Regions from separate parts of the Mus musculus genome. Here region 2 is linked to region 1. The links are chromatin loops, found by intact Hi-C in ENCODE. Cell type or tissue: heart. All regions are shown on one strand.

Region 1 (8,000 bases):
CACACAGACACACACACACACACACACACACACACACACACACACACTCCACCACAACCAAACAAGAAACAAACAACAAAAAAAGAGGAATGAACTTGGATTTGCTTCTAAAATTTCAGAGAAGATCTAAATTCTATGATGCCAGCTTTCTTAAAAGCAAAACAAGTAACTCTTACTTCTTGTCACCTCTTCCTGGAGCTCTGATACCAGTGGATGGAACACAATATGCTGGGATGAGGTCCAGGGAGCCATGATGGAGGAGGACCTGTCTCCCTCATCAACTGCATGGATGCTCATTTCCCCACACATATTTATTTAAGCCTCTCTAAATTTATTTTATTTTATTTTTTACATGCGCTTTGATCATTGCTCAAGGGTGACTTTTCCTTCTTGGTACTTCCTTGAATTAGGAGCACATTGGTCTATTGAAACAATTCTATGATACTGCTCAATTTTTGAAGATCTCTCTCTCTCTTAAAGATTTTGTGTATGTGAGTACAGTGTTGTTCTCTTGAAACACACCAGAGGAGGGCATCGGATCCCATTACAGACCCCATTACAGATGGTTGTGAACCACCATGGTTGCTGGGATTTGAACTCAGGGCCTTTGGAAGAACAGTCAGTGCTCTTAACCACTGAGTCATCTCTCCAAGCCCCTGGAGACATCTCTTACACTCTCCTCCATTCATTGCTCTCTATTCAATGGGAGAGAATTCGAGTTCTCCTTTTCATCAAAAGTGTTAATCTGATGTCTTCTGCATAAGCCAGCAAACAAAGGGAATTTATTATAATGTCAGAGGCATCCCTGATAGTAAAGGACTACTGCAGCCATACTACCCTAAGTGCTGGTGATTGGGGAATATGACATAGTAGGGTTTAGACTTCACATGCTGGGTGGGGTGTTTTTGTGTCCTTCTTTATGTTCTCCCAGCCTGCTGTTTGACTGTGGTCTTGGCTATGAATGCTCTATGCAGTTGTGATGCATGGGCTCCCTCCGGCCGGTGTATCATACAATCTTTGGTTGCTGATATGGAGTTTCAGGCTGTGGCAGATCTGACTTCTGCCTCGTGTTCACACTGGAAATGTGAGCAGATTAGAGCCACATAGGGCAATAATGGGAGTAAGTGTATCATTATGTCTGACCTACATCCTTCAGGAAGGTATACCAGAAGCCATTCCACAAAGAAGCTCACAGTAGCCCAGGAGGAAGGATCCTTGGTTGTCCATATCCAGTAACCAACCTAGTTGAAGACCCTATGATTGGCCCTATTTTAATTTGTCTGTTTCTCTACTTGTTTCCTCAAATCAATTCCAAAAATAAGGCATCTTCTCTCATCTGGGCTCTGCTTCTGGGAAGAACCCAGACTAAGCTAATTTAAATCAGCTTCACTCAGTTGCATTTTTCCTCTTAAATTCGGAGATGTTTGGAAACTATTTGCAAGTCTTATAAAGTACACACTAAATAAAGATGGCATGAAAAACAAGTAAACAGGAGTGTACCCCGCATGTTGTATATAAAGGCTCTATAAAGTAGGAATTGTTCTGTGAATTAGACTTTCCCCGTTCTTCGGTTGGGAGACAGACTCAGACAATTGCTTGGTTTTGTAAAAACACGTCTCCGTGATTCTACAGCTGTGCTTAGAGAGTAACTGAATAGTAATGTTTTGATCATTGCTCCACAGATGGTGAGGCCCCAGAAGACACATGTCTCTTCTGTAGAGGGGCAATGCAGGAAGTGTGGGTGTATCAGTGGGCTCTGAGTACTTTGGGATGCATCTGTGTGGGGACCTAAATGAGTGTTTCTAGTCTTTCTTTAAAATGTTTTTTTTTTTTTAAATTTATGTGTCTATGTGTGTGTGTCTGCACACACATGTACATGTGGAGGCCAGCAAGGGTGTCAGACCCCCCTGAGGCTGGAGTTATAGATGGTTGTAGGGTACTCTACTTCGATGGATGCTAGAAACCAAACTTGGGTTTTCTCAAAGAGCAGATAGTGCTTTAAACCAAGGAACTCTCTATCTCTGTATTCCCATATTTATTTATTTTTTACAAGGTGTCAATACCAATGTAATAACCTCAAATATCATAGTCCTTGGGTCACAAATAGGAAAAAAAGCTTTTGGAAACAAAAAGTATTGGGTAACCAGTTTGGCACTGGAGATGGAGATCACATTTTTTTTTTTTTTTTTTTTTTTTTTTTACATCCCGTGCCCCTGGAAAGGTATTCAGTCATTCACCTGCTGGTTTCTGATAGAGGCAGAGCCTGAGTTCAGGCCTTTGAGTCCCTTCTCAGGGTCTTTCCAGATACTACACTGCCTTACCAGAACGGCCTTTCTGCTGAACTGGAGTCAGTGAGCTTTTCTCATGTGAAGGCCCAGGCAGTGAGCAATCCGGGCTGGGCAGACATGGGAGCTCTGGTGCAGCTCCTCACCTCTGCCATGGAGGGGAGTTGGTGTACAGGGGACTAATGTGAACGAGCGGGGATATGCTTCTGAAAAGACGCGGTCATAAACACAGGAGAGGGCCTGGCTTTGGCCAGTGGGTCACCCTTTGTTGGTCCAAGTTTCATAGTAACATACAGCAAGTTCTGCTTGGTGATCATCAACGAGGCCTTTGAATCTTAGAGAATTAAAGTCCCCATCCAGCCTGATGCTGAGAGCTACTATGACATGGTGGTCCCCGCAGGACCGGGCTTCCTTCCAGGTCTGCCTATGCACAGACTCTGAGCCAGCATCCAGGAGAGTGGGCAGGCCCTCTCTAGTTTCCAGAAGGAATCGACAATTCTCTTCCTGTGCAGATAAAGGAACAATTATACCACTGGGGACTTACTGGAAAGTGAAGCGGGCTCACCAGGAAGCAGCAGGAATTTGCTTCTCAGTCATTTTCTCCACAGTCTGGCCCCGAGTCTGCCAGACTGAGAAAGGTCAGCTGGGATCACTGGCAGACTTGGAAAACTTCCAGAACCTTCACTTGTGGGATGACACATGGGGGTTTGTCAATTTCCGTGGCCCACTTGGGACTTCCTGTGGCCCATCCAGTTACCTCATCCTCTCCAGGTTCAAACACATAAGAGTTTTATCCTCAGCCGCTCTGTCAGGGCGACACTGTTGTGACACTGTCTACAAATGCGACTTTCGAGTCCTTGACCCCTATGCCTTCTTTGCGGATTTCTTGTTGACGTTTGAGAAAGTCAGAAGCCATTGTCTTTCACAGAGGTCAAATCTAGGAGCTGAGGCGAAACCCGATGTCTATGCCAACGGGGCTGGATGTTTATCCTTGAGCTTATGTGCACGCATGCATGCACAAAGTTATGTGTGAATCTCAGCTCGCCCTTTAAATTAGGTCACCTTTTCCAAGGCCTCCACTCAGGGAAGGTCCTTGAGCAGCCTTGGTGCTCTTAAGTAGCCCAGGGACCGGGTCCTTTCTTGTTAATGTCACCCCCAGGTATCCTCTCCTCTTTTGTTTCTACCATGCAAATTTACCTCCCGGCCTGTTTCAAATTTCTGAGAGTCAACGACTTACAAAGGTGGATGGAGCCTTCAGTGGATTTAGTTATCTAAATCTTAAAAACTCTATTCCATGATTACCTACCTCAAAGCTTGACAGTCCACACCTGTCATTGGACCGGAGTTTCTTCGAGTGTAATGAAGCCTTCAGAATTGAAGTGGTTTTGGGAGACATGGGGGGAAGAGTTCTATTATTTTTACAGAGTGGCACTCTTCTCCCTGGAGATAAGAAGGCTGGGTCTGGTGTGAGGCTGGAAAAAAAAAGCAAAACAAAAAACAAAAAAACAAAAAACAAAACAAAACAAAACAAAAAAAAGAGAAGGGAAGGAAAGAATATTTGATTATTTCTTCATAAACCACCAATTCCTTTAGCACCTGGCTGTGGCTCCTGCTGCCGTGTGGAGAATATCAATGGCTTTAATATTCCCATCGTTGTGCCTTGGAATCAGTTGCCTGTCCTGCTGAGCTCTCTGAATTTCAGACCAGCGCCAGCCCTGAAAACCACGGCAGATGTAAGGGAAGTTTAGCCAGAATGCTCTCAGTTAAAGCCCGCCTCAACATTTCTCCTGTGCCCATGGGGTTTTAGCACACCCCTCTCCGCAGTCCCTTGATTGAGGGGCATATCCCTAAGTGTGCAGGTACTACATTAGGACATTTTCATAAAAATTTTTAATGGTCTATTTTGTTTGAATTGGGTCATTATTCTCAGTAGCATCACTGGCAAAGAACAACTCTTGAATATTAACTAGAAGGAAAGAGAAAACAATAACAAAGGCGAAACAAAAATCTCCAACAAGCCGAGTCCGGGAAAGGAAGCTGAGGTTAGGCTGGGTGTATAAATTTCATATGGCTCATGACCACAAGGTGGCGCTATGAAAACACCTCATTTCCAAACCCCGAAAAAGATACAAATAAGGAAAACACAATGAAAGAGCCTTTCGTGCAGAAAATAGTCTGTGTCAAGAGCGAGCCAGCAAAACGCATGCACCAGCAACGCCTGTGTAGTCTGCTGTATGCATGTGGATCCCGCCTGTAACCATTTTAAGGAGCAATGTTATAGGGAGTGGAAATTGGTATTTTTGCGGGGGAGGGTAGACATTTTATAATTGATACTTTTATAATTCAAACAGGAGCTTCAACATGTGTTAAATTTTTTACATTGATTATTAAATGCATTTCATCTCCCTGGCATCTTTGAAAGTGTGACATTTTAGACATCAGAATGATAGGCTAGGCTTTCTACCCCTCAACCCACTTCTATTCTACGTTGAGAGCTTGCACAGTGGGGGACATTTATTTAAAAACAATTAGTGCCCCATTAAGGGAAACATGAAGCCTGCGGGTCACAGATGTTCTCGGCTGCTTTGGGAAATTGTCATGTAGGAAGTTGGTAAATTAATACTCTGTGGAAAATAGTTCTGTCCTTTAGACATGTCGTCTGTTATGTGACTCCCTGATGTCAGTGCCACGTTATTTCCAGTGACTAGAGTCGTGGCAGAGTGTTCTGTATGTGCATAAGGCGTCCATTTGCCGACAGTGAGATGAAAAGCTGGTATTTCACAAGTTTGTACACGGAAGATGGGATGTTGCTATAATGGCTCGGACAATCTGGTTCCTGAAGGCAGGAGTGGAAAGTCGTCCAGGGGAACAAGCAGAGAAGCCCAGGGATTCGCATTGCTGAACTCAGAGCAGCCCTCTAGATCAGGAGATATGAGAGCATTTCCATTCCTACCATGAGGTCCCAAGAACTAACTCCCCTACGAGTGCCACACTACACGGCAGGAAATGGCATGGGGCCTTGTAGTTATTCTCTAGGGAAAAATTCAGGGATGTTAGAGGGAAATGTCTACACATCACAATTTGAATTTAGATAAAAATCTAATAAAACATTATGAATTACTTTAACAAAGAAAAGGAAAGAGACAATATAGAGAGCAGTGTGTGTATGTGTGTGTGTGTGTGTGTGGCTGGAAGTATTTTGTTGTTATTATGTGACAGAATCTCACTCTGTTGCCCCATCTGGTCTTGAGTTCATGGGTCCTTAAGATTCAGCAAACAAAGTCTCCGGGACTCCAGCCCAGCACTGCTGTATCTGACTGTGAGCTGGGTTTGAACCCGGGGCCTCCAGTGTGCCAAGCCTATACTTTACCATTGAGTTATACCCTGAGGGTGTGTGTATTTCTTTTCTCCTTCTTTTATATAATCTCATCACTTTGTCAGTCAAGCTGTCATATTTTCCCATCATCCACAGAGCAGGTGGCCAGGGGAAGGTCCCTGGTTTTCCCTCTAGCTGGGGAAAACCATACAGGTCGCTGATGAAAATTATGGCTGGGTTGATTCTTGGCTGACTCAATTACAGAGGCATTGCTCCAGCTGTAAATACAACTCATGATATAAAAATTATCCAGTCCCTACTTGGGGAAAAAAAGATGCTAATTAAAATATGAACCTCTAAGGAATGTTCCTTATTTAGATAACCAGTGTGTTAACTAAATTTGAGCCTGCAGCAATATAAACAGCTATTTCTGCTACTACTGCTATGAATTGTTTTGAAGTAGTCAACAGAACTGTATATTATTATTATACGAATCATATGTCTATTAGCTTGTAGAAAAGGTATATGGAAGGAAAGGTGTGTGTGTGTGTGTGTGTGTGTGTGTGTGAGAGAGAGAGAGAGAGAGAGAGAGAGAGAGAGAGAGAGAGAGAGGGAGAGAGAGAGAGAGAGAACTGTAAAGAAAGTAAAGTTTGCAATATACCCTGTCATACATTGGGCCAAGATAGCAGCTATTTCTGATACATATACACATTGTTCTTTTTATATGCCAATTCTCACAGTACATTGGGGATCCAAGCAACTTGTTTGGACAATTCATCACATTATCTTTAAAAAAATTCAGATAATTTGATGGTGTTTTAAAAAAATTAAGATACCATATATCCTATGGTAATTAGAATTAAAAATTATAGGATAGTTGAGAAGGGGAAGTATCCTAGATTCTGGAGCAAACCATCACAAAAGAACCAAATTCCTAACTTGATTTGAAAAAAATGCAAATAATCTGGTTCCCTCACGAGGAATTTTGAATCACTTGGAGGTTGGTTAATATAGAATTAGTGAAGTCAGGCATGATCCCAACTCTCATGAGGCTGAAACAGGAAGATTGCTGTGAGTTCAGGGCCAGCTTGGGCTATAGAGTAGGGCCTAGTCTTAAAGACAAGCAGCAAAATCCTGAAAATTCAAACCCTCAAAAAAGCCCCAAAAGTAGGAAGGCAACCAAGAACATTTAAAGAATTAATTATACTCATGGTTCTATGTAGCCCAGGTTGGCCCCAAACTTCTGGTCCTACTGCCTCAGAGTCCTTGGTGCTTGTATTACAGATGTGCACTACCACGTTCAATTTTGACACAATCAGGAGACCTGGGTTTACGTTGAAGCTTCCAGCTGTGTTCGATCAATGGTTCTTGACCACTGATAGCCCGGGCATTTATTTCTTTGTTCTGATGTTTGTTAATTCTGCCTTTTAAAGGGGCCATGAATACTGAATGTGGAGAACTCACTTAGAGGACTTGGATCTATAGTGAGCCTCAAGGCTCCTCCTCTGCTTTAGAAACACAAGGGTGTTCTTTACAGCCTGGCCTATTTGTGGTGTTTGCGTTATCTTTGATGTGCTAGCGGCTTGTTCCGAAGATGCCACTGACTTTGGCTTCTTTGGCTAATGATTTGATGCAGTTGAGACTTGGGGGTGGCTTGCTTGGGTGCTCAGCTCCAGGAGACCATGGGAGGCATAGACAGGTACCTGCTTGATTCTCTGAAGCCACAGACATTCCTCAGTGGTATATACAGCATGCTACAAATACATACAACATATTTTCTATGCCAGGCCCACATCCGGCTGTCAGGCCTTGAACCCCACAGGCTTGCCTTGAGAGGTGGGGGGCTACAAGAGAGGCCTTTGTTGATTTGGGCGCAGACTCCAACAATCTATTTTCGAACCCTTAGAAGCCTCTTGTTAAGGAACATTAAAAGACCTGTAAAAGATCAGTCGAGAGCTGGCTAGCAGTTGATTTGTTAGTGATATTGAAGAATCATGTACCTTATCTTGGTGTTTAATCAGTTGATAAATTATTTCTGTATGTATATCATTTTCTTTTAAAAAAAGACTAGCCCCCCTCCTTCAGCAAAGGGTCATGAAGATTCTGCAGTCCTGGGTAATCCCTCCGTAGCAGGTCTTTTCCAATTCCTTTTATGAGATTCAATCCCTCTCCAGTATGGATAAGGCAGAATCCAGAAGCAAACTAAGAGTTTTGGATCTCAGGTGCTAGCATCCAAGTTCGGCATTATAAATAAGCAAGTAGGTACTTACTAGGTGATCAACGCGGACTTAGGATGAGAGTCCAGGCCACCCTCAAGGCACAGGTGCGGCGTGAACTTCCTTCCCTACAAGGTTATTCTGGAAGGAAAGCAAGTCAGTCTGCTCCAATAGCACATGCAA
Region 2 (8,000 bases), 290 kb after region 1:
AGTTGAAGATGTAATCTCTCAGCTTCCTTTTCTGGGCCCATGTTGCCAAGCCTCTCTCAGACATCATGGACTCTCTCTGGAACCCAAGACTCTTCTTTCTGTAAATTGTTTCTGATCATGGTATCTTATCACTGCAATAGAAAAAAATAACACACTAGACAACCTCCCTATAAGTTTGATGAACATAAGAATGAACTTATTTTGCTTTTCCTGAGATACAAAATTGACTTTTCATTGATACAGACAACTTTTATGGCTAGGCAGAAATAAAGGAACAATTGAATCACTAATAGAAAGGCATGTGCAATCATGACCACTTTGTGATAGTCTTTTGCCTATTAATTTCAGCTAGAAAACTATACTTATGAAACTAAGCACTTAGCCAAGGTCTTTAAGCATTTTTCCCTCATGGAGATGTAAAGATACAATATCAGTATATGTATGTGTATGAACAATGTGTGCTAATGTTAGAAAACTGCTAGAAGACCCATCTTCCAAGCTGCTTTTGTGGCAGGCTGCCCAGACATTCCTTATTAGGGTGATAAGTCTTTTTGGCTTGGAGATATGTCAGACCATTAGTTTTCAAAGAAGTGACACATTGTGAGTAATAAAAACTCTTCTGGAAAGGGATTCACGTGGATCTGATAGAAATCAAATCTATTAGTGCTCTTCAAAGATGAATTTTCTGGTTTTAGGCCACTTTTCTTTCACAATTTCTCTCTCATTTCCTGCCTTCTGATGATTTCTTTATGGTTAACAGCTTTGCAAGAATAAAGACACAGGGAGAGCAGTGGAAAAAAATCAAACTGCAATGTCAGCTTTGTAATGTCTTAAAAATGGTAGAGAAGTACCACTTGACACTACGTGTTGGGCATTGTATAAAACACTGCCCCGGGCACTGCTCAATACCCTTAGTAGTTGGCATACCAAACTTACACCAAACCTACAGGCCTCATTTGGGAGAATTAATATTAGGCAGAGCAGGGGGAGTTTTCACATTCATATAATTTTAGCTAGCTTCCTATAGTTAAAATTATATATATATATGACAGAAGACAGAAATGATGGACCAAATTGAGAACTTGAATTTTTCATTGTGCTTGATTTCTACCCCATAACGCCATTGGTAATTCTACCATTGGTAGGCTATAAAGAACACTCAGGCCAAAGGAAATCATACCATGTTACATAAAATTTATGCTGTTGTTGTATTCCACTGAACCATCAAGAAGTTAATAAACACAAAGAAACAAATGTCACCCGTTCATCTATTCATGTTTTAGAAGCATTGTTAGCCTAAATTAGTAAAAGAGTGAAGTAATAGTCAAGCATTTAGGCTTGCGGATAAATGTTATGCCCGATGATTAGAGATTCATTGTTTATGGACATTTAACAATAAGAGGAAAAGCTATGGAGTGTTTAAACACCTGATCCTCCCTGGTGACATCAGGGAAGGCTTCATGAAGAAGTGGTCCTTGTACTGAGTTTTGAAAGATGCTGAATTTATGAAATTCCTAGGCAAATGGTTGGACCTGGAGGGCATTATCCTGAGTGAGGTAACCCAATCACAAAAGAACTCAAATGATATGTACTCACTGATAAGTGGATATTAGCCCAGAAACTTAGAATACCCAAGATATAATTTACAATTTGCAAAACACATGAAACTCAATAAGAACGAAGACCAAAGTGTGGACACTTTGCCCCTTCTTAGAATTGGGAACAAAACACCCATGGAAGGAGATACAGAGACAAAGTTTGGAGCTGAAACAAAAGGATGGACCATCTAGAGACTGCCATATCCAGGGATCCATCCCATAATCAGCCTCCAAACGCTGACACCATTGCATTCACTAGCAAGATTTTGCTGATAGGACCCTGATATAACTGTCTCTAGTGAGACTATGCCAGGGCCTAACAAACACAGAAGTGGATGCTCACAGTCAGCTATTGGATGGATCACAGGACCACCAATAGAGGAGCTAGAGAAAATACCCAAGGAGCTAAAGGGATCTGCAACCCTATAGGTGGAACAACATTATGAACTAACCAGTACCCCGGAGCTCTTGACTCTAGCTGCATATGTATCAAAAGATGGCCTAGTTGGCCATCACTGGAAAGAGAGGCCAATTGGACTTGCAAACTTTATATGCCCCAGTACAGGGGAACACCAGGGACAAAAAGTGGGAGTGGGTGGGTAGGGGGTGGGGTGGGGGGTATGGGGGACTTTTGGGATAACACTGGAAATGTAAATGAGGAAAATACCTAATTAAAAAAAAAGAAAAATTCGAGGAAGACTGGCAGTTGAATTACACTTAAGGGCATGGTAGAATGCTTAGAGCCTACCTAGGGCAGCCATGGTCTCAGCAAACAGCTGTAAAAAACAAACATCTAGAAACCAGCAAGAGGCAGCGGCAGAGTGATCGTGCACATAACACTATGACTTTGGGGTGTTTCCATTCCGCACGCTTTTACATCCGTTAATGTGATCAGAAATGAACCTGCTTTATGAATATGTGATGGTGGAGGATGAAAGGGGTTTCAGGAAGGAAGTTGGGTAACTCCTGTTCTAAGATGCTTTTCCTCATCAATGTCACCTTTTCTCTGAGTGTTGTCTCTTCTATTGCCAGAAGTATTGTCACAACACACTCCCAGACAATATGGTGACAACCATCTACCGGCCTGCATCCCCTACTCAGCTGTTGAATTCTTTAAAAAAATTATATATATATATATAAGGTATATATATATATATCTTAGTGGTTTTTATTTATTTATTTATTTAAAACATTTCATTCATTTTACTTTTTATGTGTGTGTATGTGCACATATATATGTATATAGGTATATATATATATGTATATATGTGTGTGTATATGCATATATGTGTATATATATATATATATATATATAAATTTTTTACTTATTCACTTTACATCCTGGTCACTGCTCCCTTCTTCCTGGTCATTTTCTTCCACAATCCTACCCCTATCTCCCCTCCCCTTCTCCTCTGAGCAGTTGAGTGCTCCCCTGGGTATTCCCCCAACACTGGCACTTCAAGTCTCTGCAAGGCTAGATACTTCCTCTCCCACTGAGGCCAGACAAGACAGCCCAGCTAGAAAAACATCCCACATACAGGCAACAGCTTTTGGGATAGCCCTGCTCCAGTTGTTTAGGAACCACATGAAGACCAAGCTGCACATCTGCTACTTATATGAGGAGAGGCCTAGGTCCAGCCCATATATGTTTTTTGGTTGGTAGTTTAGACTCTGAGAGCCCCAAGGGTCCAGGTTAGTTGACTCTGGTGGTCTTCCAGTGGAGTTCCTATCCTCTCTTGGGCCTGCAATCCTTCCTCCTATTCTTCCATAAGAGTCCCTAAACTCTGTACATGGTTTGGCTGAGGGCCTCTGTATCTGTCTGACTCAGCTTGACAACAGTATCAACCAGAACACTCAGCAGCACCATCACTTGGACTTCTTGCGTGTACTAACTTGGAAGAGTAATTTGAGAGGCCATCTTAAGGATCTCTCAGATACTGTTTGGGTAGACACAGAGTTCTGGAAGAGAGTAAAATCGAGCATAGGGTGTGTTTGAGTTTTCCAGATCTGTTTGGCACACGTGCAAAGGAAACCACAGACGGACGGACGCTCACAGATGGAAGCCTGCTGGTTATACAGCTGTTTCTTTGTTTGGTACAGAAAACCAATTGTGGGTGGGAGCAAGGGAGGGAGAGACATTATTAGAATGCAATGGCATTTTAATTATACCTACCATAACTCTAATGGTCTGTTCTGTGGCGAATTGTTTGAGGAGTTGTCTTGAAATTAGAATTCAATCCTGCAAACGCAAATCAATTAAAGTAGTACTCTTTGGAAATATACAGAGAAACAGTTTGAAAAAAATTTTTTCCAGTAATCTTGCTTTGTAATGTGTAGACTCCCTCTGTGGACTCTTGGGCCGGACAGGATTAGGAGAAGGCCAGGGGATTAAGTGTCACATTGCTGTCCCCTGGGGAAGCGCCACTGGAAAATAGCCTTAGCTCCTTGAACTATTTAAAGTGTCTCTGAAGACTCCCACAAAAGCCAGCCAGTCATGAATCCTTACTAGCTTGAAAAAATGTAATGTGACCCTAAGCTAATGCTAACTAACATCCCTATTTTCCAAGAATGATAACTTGAGAGTCAACTAAGTAGGTTACTTACTAAAAGTCACACTGAGTTTCCTTTCATAAGTGTTTACGAGTCTGCTATATTCTAGGCACAGGGGTCATCGAGAGGGATGCTGCTTATTTCTTCCTGGGGATTTTTGTCTAGTAGGAGAGAAAAAAATACATTATAATGAAAGTTGTTCATGGTAAATGTAAAACATGCAAAATAGTGAGAACCACGAAGAGCACAGGAAGAGGTGGGACTAAAAATATGACGTCAGCACGGACTATCGCGAGCTCATAAATCAGGAAGAGAGTTGTGTAGAATAAAACGGAAAATAAAAGAGTTTTAAAAAGTGGGGACAGTGTAGAAGCCTCAGTGACAGAAAGAAGTGGTGAGTCACTGAGACGCGGCTGTGACCGTAGTACAGAGTGGTAGTGCAGGGATCAGACAGAGAGCCGTATAAGCCGCATGCACAGTATTTCAGTTATTCTTAGGAATGTAAAACAGAAACTTTAAAAAAGCATAGTGCTGTGATCTGTCATGAACACTCCAGGAAGGTGCATTTGGTAGGTGTGTGCTCAAGTTGTTCAGTAGACAACTCTTCTCACTGCTGTGATAACTTTCCTGAAGAAAGGACCAAAAGAAAAGAACCGCTGTGTTAGTCAAGGTTTCAGGTGCTATGACCAAAGCAACGGGGGATGGGTGGGAAGTGGGTGGGTGGGAGAGGCTTACAAGTCCACATCACTGTTCAGCCTTGAAGGAAGTCAGGATAGGTGCTCAGACAGGGCAGGAACCCAGAGGCAGGATCTGATAGAGAGGCCATGGAAGGGTGCTGCTTACTGGCTTGCTCGTCATGGCTGGTTCTGTCTGCTTTCTTATGGAATCCAGGACCACCGGACTAGGGATGGCCCCACCCACAATGGGCTGGACCCTCTCTTGTCAATCTTAATAAATAATAAGAATAATCCTAATAAATATAAATAATAATAATCCTAATAAAACGTCCTACAGGCTTACCTACAGCCTGATCTTATGGAGGCATTTTCTTAATTAAGGTTCGTTCTTCTCAGATGATTTTAACTTGTGTCAAGCTGACATAACACTAGCCAGCACATGGGTGACTTTTGGCTCATGGTTAGAAGGAACAGGACATGATGGCTGGAAACACATGGTAGTAGGAACATGAAATGTCATGTCATTTTGCATCCTTGGTCAGAGAGCAATTAGAGATGAGTGCTGGCACCTGGGTCACTGTTTTTATTCAGTCTGGGACACGAGCTCATGGAATAGTGATGCTTATACTTAGGGGACGTCTTCCCACCTCAGTCAGTCCCTCTAGAAATTTCCCCACAGACAGACCTAGATGTTGGCTTCTGTGGTGATCCTAAATTCCATCAAACTGTCAATCAAGAAGAAACAAAACGCCACAAGCCGACTTTGTGGGTAACAACTGTCAAAGCAGAAATCCTGTGACTGTGGTGGTGGGGATATAAGAGCACACAGACAAGATTTTGGCTAGTTACAAATCACATAAGATGAAGGGGTGTGAACAGCGATCCCATGTTTTATCAAGGAACAAGTGGATAGTTAGTTGTACATTTGAGCAGCTCTAATTAGACTCAGGGTTTTTAATAAAAAATAAAAAAATACAAAGAGGGCATGGAGTTAAGAAGAGGCGGGGCTCTAGGAGGAGTTAATGGCAAAGGACATAACCAGTATGCATTGTATAAACATATGAGACATTCAGATAATTAAAAAATCTCAATAATCATGGCTAGTCAGATGGCTTAGCAGTTAAGAACACTGGTTGCTCTAGCAGAGGACCTGGGCTTGATTCTCAGGATCCATGGGTGATTTAACATTATCCATAATGGCATGAGAAATGGGCATGCATATGGGACACATACATCCATGCAGGAAGAACACTCCAACAAATAAAAAAAAATTAAAAATATATAACACCTCCACAAAACTCAGGTAATTCTGAAGCAAAACAACAAAACCAACCAGTCAACCAAATAACCAAACAGACAACAAAACCAAACAAAACCGCAACAAAAGAAAATGAAAACAAACACTAAAAAAAAAAAACCCAAAAAACCCAGAAAAACAAAACCAAACAAAACAAAAAACCCAAACCACTTAAGAACAACAACAAACCAAAACACAAAACCAAGGAAAAGACCTTGCTTTGTGAGCTTAGATTTGGATCATTAAACTTGGGGTACCTCCAAGGGATATGCAGAAATGTAGCAAAAGAAAGGTATAGGGGAGGTGCTGAGGTAAAACCAACCAAGCATCTTGGAATGCATATCCTTACTACCTAGGACAGAGTTTTCTAAACAGAGTTTTCCATACCTTTGTGTAGCAATTTCCCTTTCTCTGAAGAGGGACAAACAAAGGCATGAGCACATTCCACTGAGCTGTTATGAAAATGAAGTGCAGACAGCAGGCTGGTAAGAATAGGTACTTGGTGATATGGTGGAGAGAGGGAGGGAGGGAGGGAGGGAGGGAGGGAGGGAGGGAGGGAAGGAGAAGCAGAGGCAGGCTGAAATGCTTATTTGCTTTAGTCACAAATGTTGTATAAGAATTGATACGATTACTTGTACACCAGGATATAAAATATGAAATAAAAGCCACCCATAGATGGCCCTCAATAGAGTACCCGGAAAGCAGACTGCAAATGTTAGTTGTTTAGACACAGAGAGCCAGCATTCAGAGACAGATCTGCTCTGGAAGCTTGTGCTGAAGTGTCATCATCAGAACTTCAGTAGTTAACACGGAGAGGCAACAGAATGGTCTGGACAGAGTGTCCTGGGTAAAATCGGTTTCCGAGATGAGCTTTGAGAAAGCCCAACTATGAAAGATCAAGCAGAGAAGAATGAATCATTTGGGGTATCTGTTGGGGTGTGAGGGGTGAGGAAGGAAGCACTGTGCCTTTGTGTTCCAGGTGAGCGTCTTTCAGGAAGGCTGAAGAAGTATGGCATGCTGTTGCAAGGTCTCCTGAATGGAGAACTACAGAACAAGCATTAGAAACACTGAGATGGAGTTTTTGGATAGTCAGGCAGCAAACTTTGGACTCAGTTGTCTCATTGTTTTTTTAAAATCAAGTCTTGGCTTTTGTTCTGGAACCTGAGCTGTGCTGTTGGCCACATGGAAATAAAATCCATACTGTGTATGGATTCTCCTCTGTAGAGAAGTGACACTTAAGACTGAGCTGATTTGCACAAAGTTAAAAGATATTACTGATACTGTAATAGAACCCAACCAACCAACCAACAAACAAACCAAAAGGCAAGCTCACCCTGCCCACTCTTTTTCAGTGACAATATTCCCCCAAGTCATCATTGTGTAGACAGTCAAATCTTGTTCTTGTTTTCTTTTCTTTTCATAAAAAAACTTAACATGCTTCTCTTTATTGTTGAAAACCCTATGGCTGTGGCCTCATGTAAATGAGATGGTTCGTGTTCAGTTTTACATTGAAATGTAGAGATACTTCCCTCTCAAGGCATTTGATTTGAGGATTTTGAAGAAAATGGTGGTGGACTCTTCCAAGTTGTGTCTCCTTATGATGGTTACCACACAGCTTTAGAGCTAAACATTTTCCAAGCAGCAGTTGGCTGTTCTCACTATATCAGAAATTAAGGCACTCGGACACTTTCCCAACATGCCAAACTATAACGGATCTGTGTAGGGCATTGGGAATAAAGGGAGTGGGGGGAACCAGTCCTGCCAGAGTTCCAGTGCCTGCTGGGTGGGCAGATGTGAGAGGACTGCCACATACTTTTCATGTAGCCCTGGTGGGTGTCTGGCTGTGGGAAGCTACAGACCCAGTCTGTGGGGGTGGGG

What was found. Hi-C counts contacts between places; a loop is a spot of excess contacts. Peaks named below come from ENCODE experiments on the same cell type or tissue, not always from the same donor. Only the 100,000 strongest peaks of a DNase experiment are listed, where the experiment ranks them.
Region 2: it touches region 1 in a loop (2.6-fold over the local background); 3 of 42 quality-filtered maps call a loop at or near these places.

Annotation. Positions count from the first base shown.
Region 1 is chr13:102,641,420-102,649,419 of GRCm38, reverse strand. No RefSeq gene overlaps it. Among named protein-coding and RNA genes, the nearest start is that of Gm41046, 21 kb to the left of the region's middle. In heart, a CTCF peak has its summit at 4,365 (motif pointing right); DNase peaks (open chromatin) are centred at 2,869 and 4,419; H3K4me3 peaks cover 339 bases; H3K27ac peaks cover 1,456 bases.
Region 2 is chr13:102,348,300-102,356,299 of GRCm38, reverse strand. Gm46397 (a long non-coding RNA gene) reads left to right here and starts at 4,460. Exons shown (of 4, transcript XR_001780850.2): 1 at 4,460-4,542; 2 at 6,520-6,607. Gm36703 (a long non-coding RNA gene) reads right to left here and starts at 6,590. Exons shown (of 4, transcript XR_382833.4): 1 at 6,510-6,590; 2 at 4,203-4,309; 3 at 3,772-3,837; 4 at 1-131. In heart, no CTCF peak of the experiment used is centred here; DNase peaks (open chromatin) are centred at 509 and 4,009; H3K27ac peaks cover 955 bases.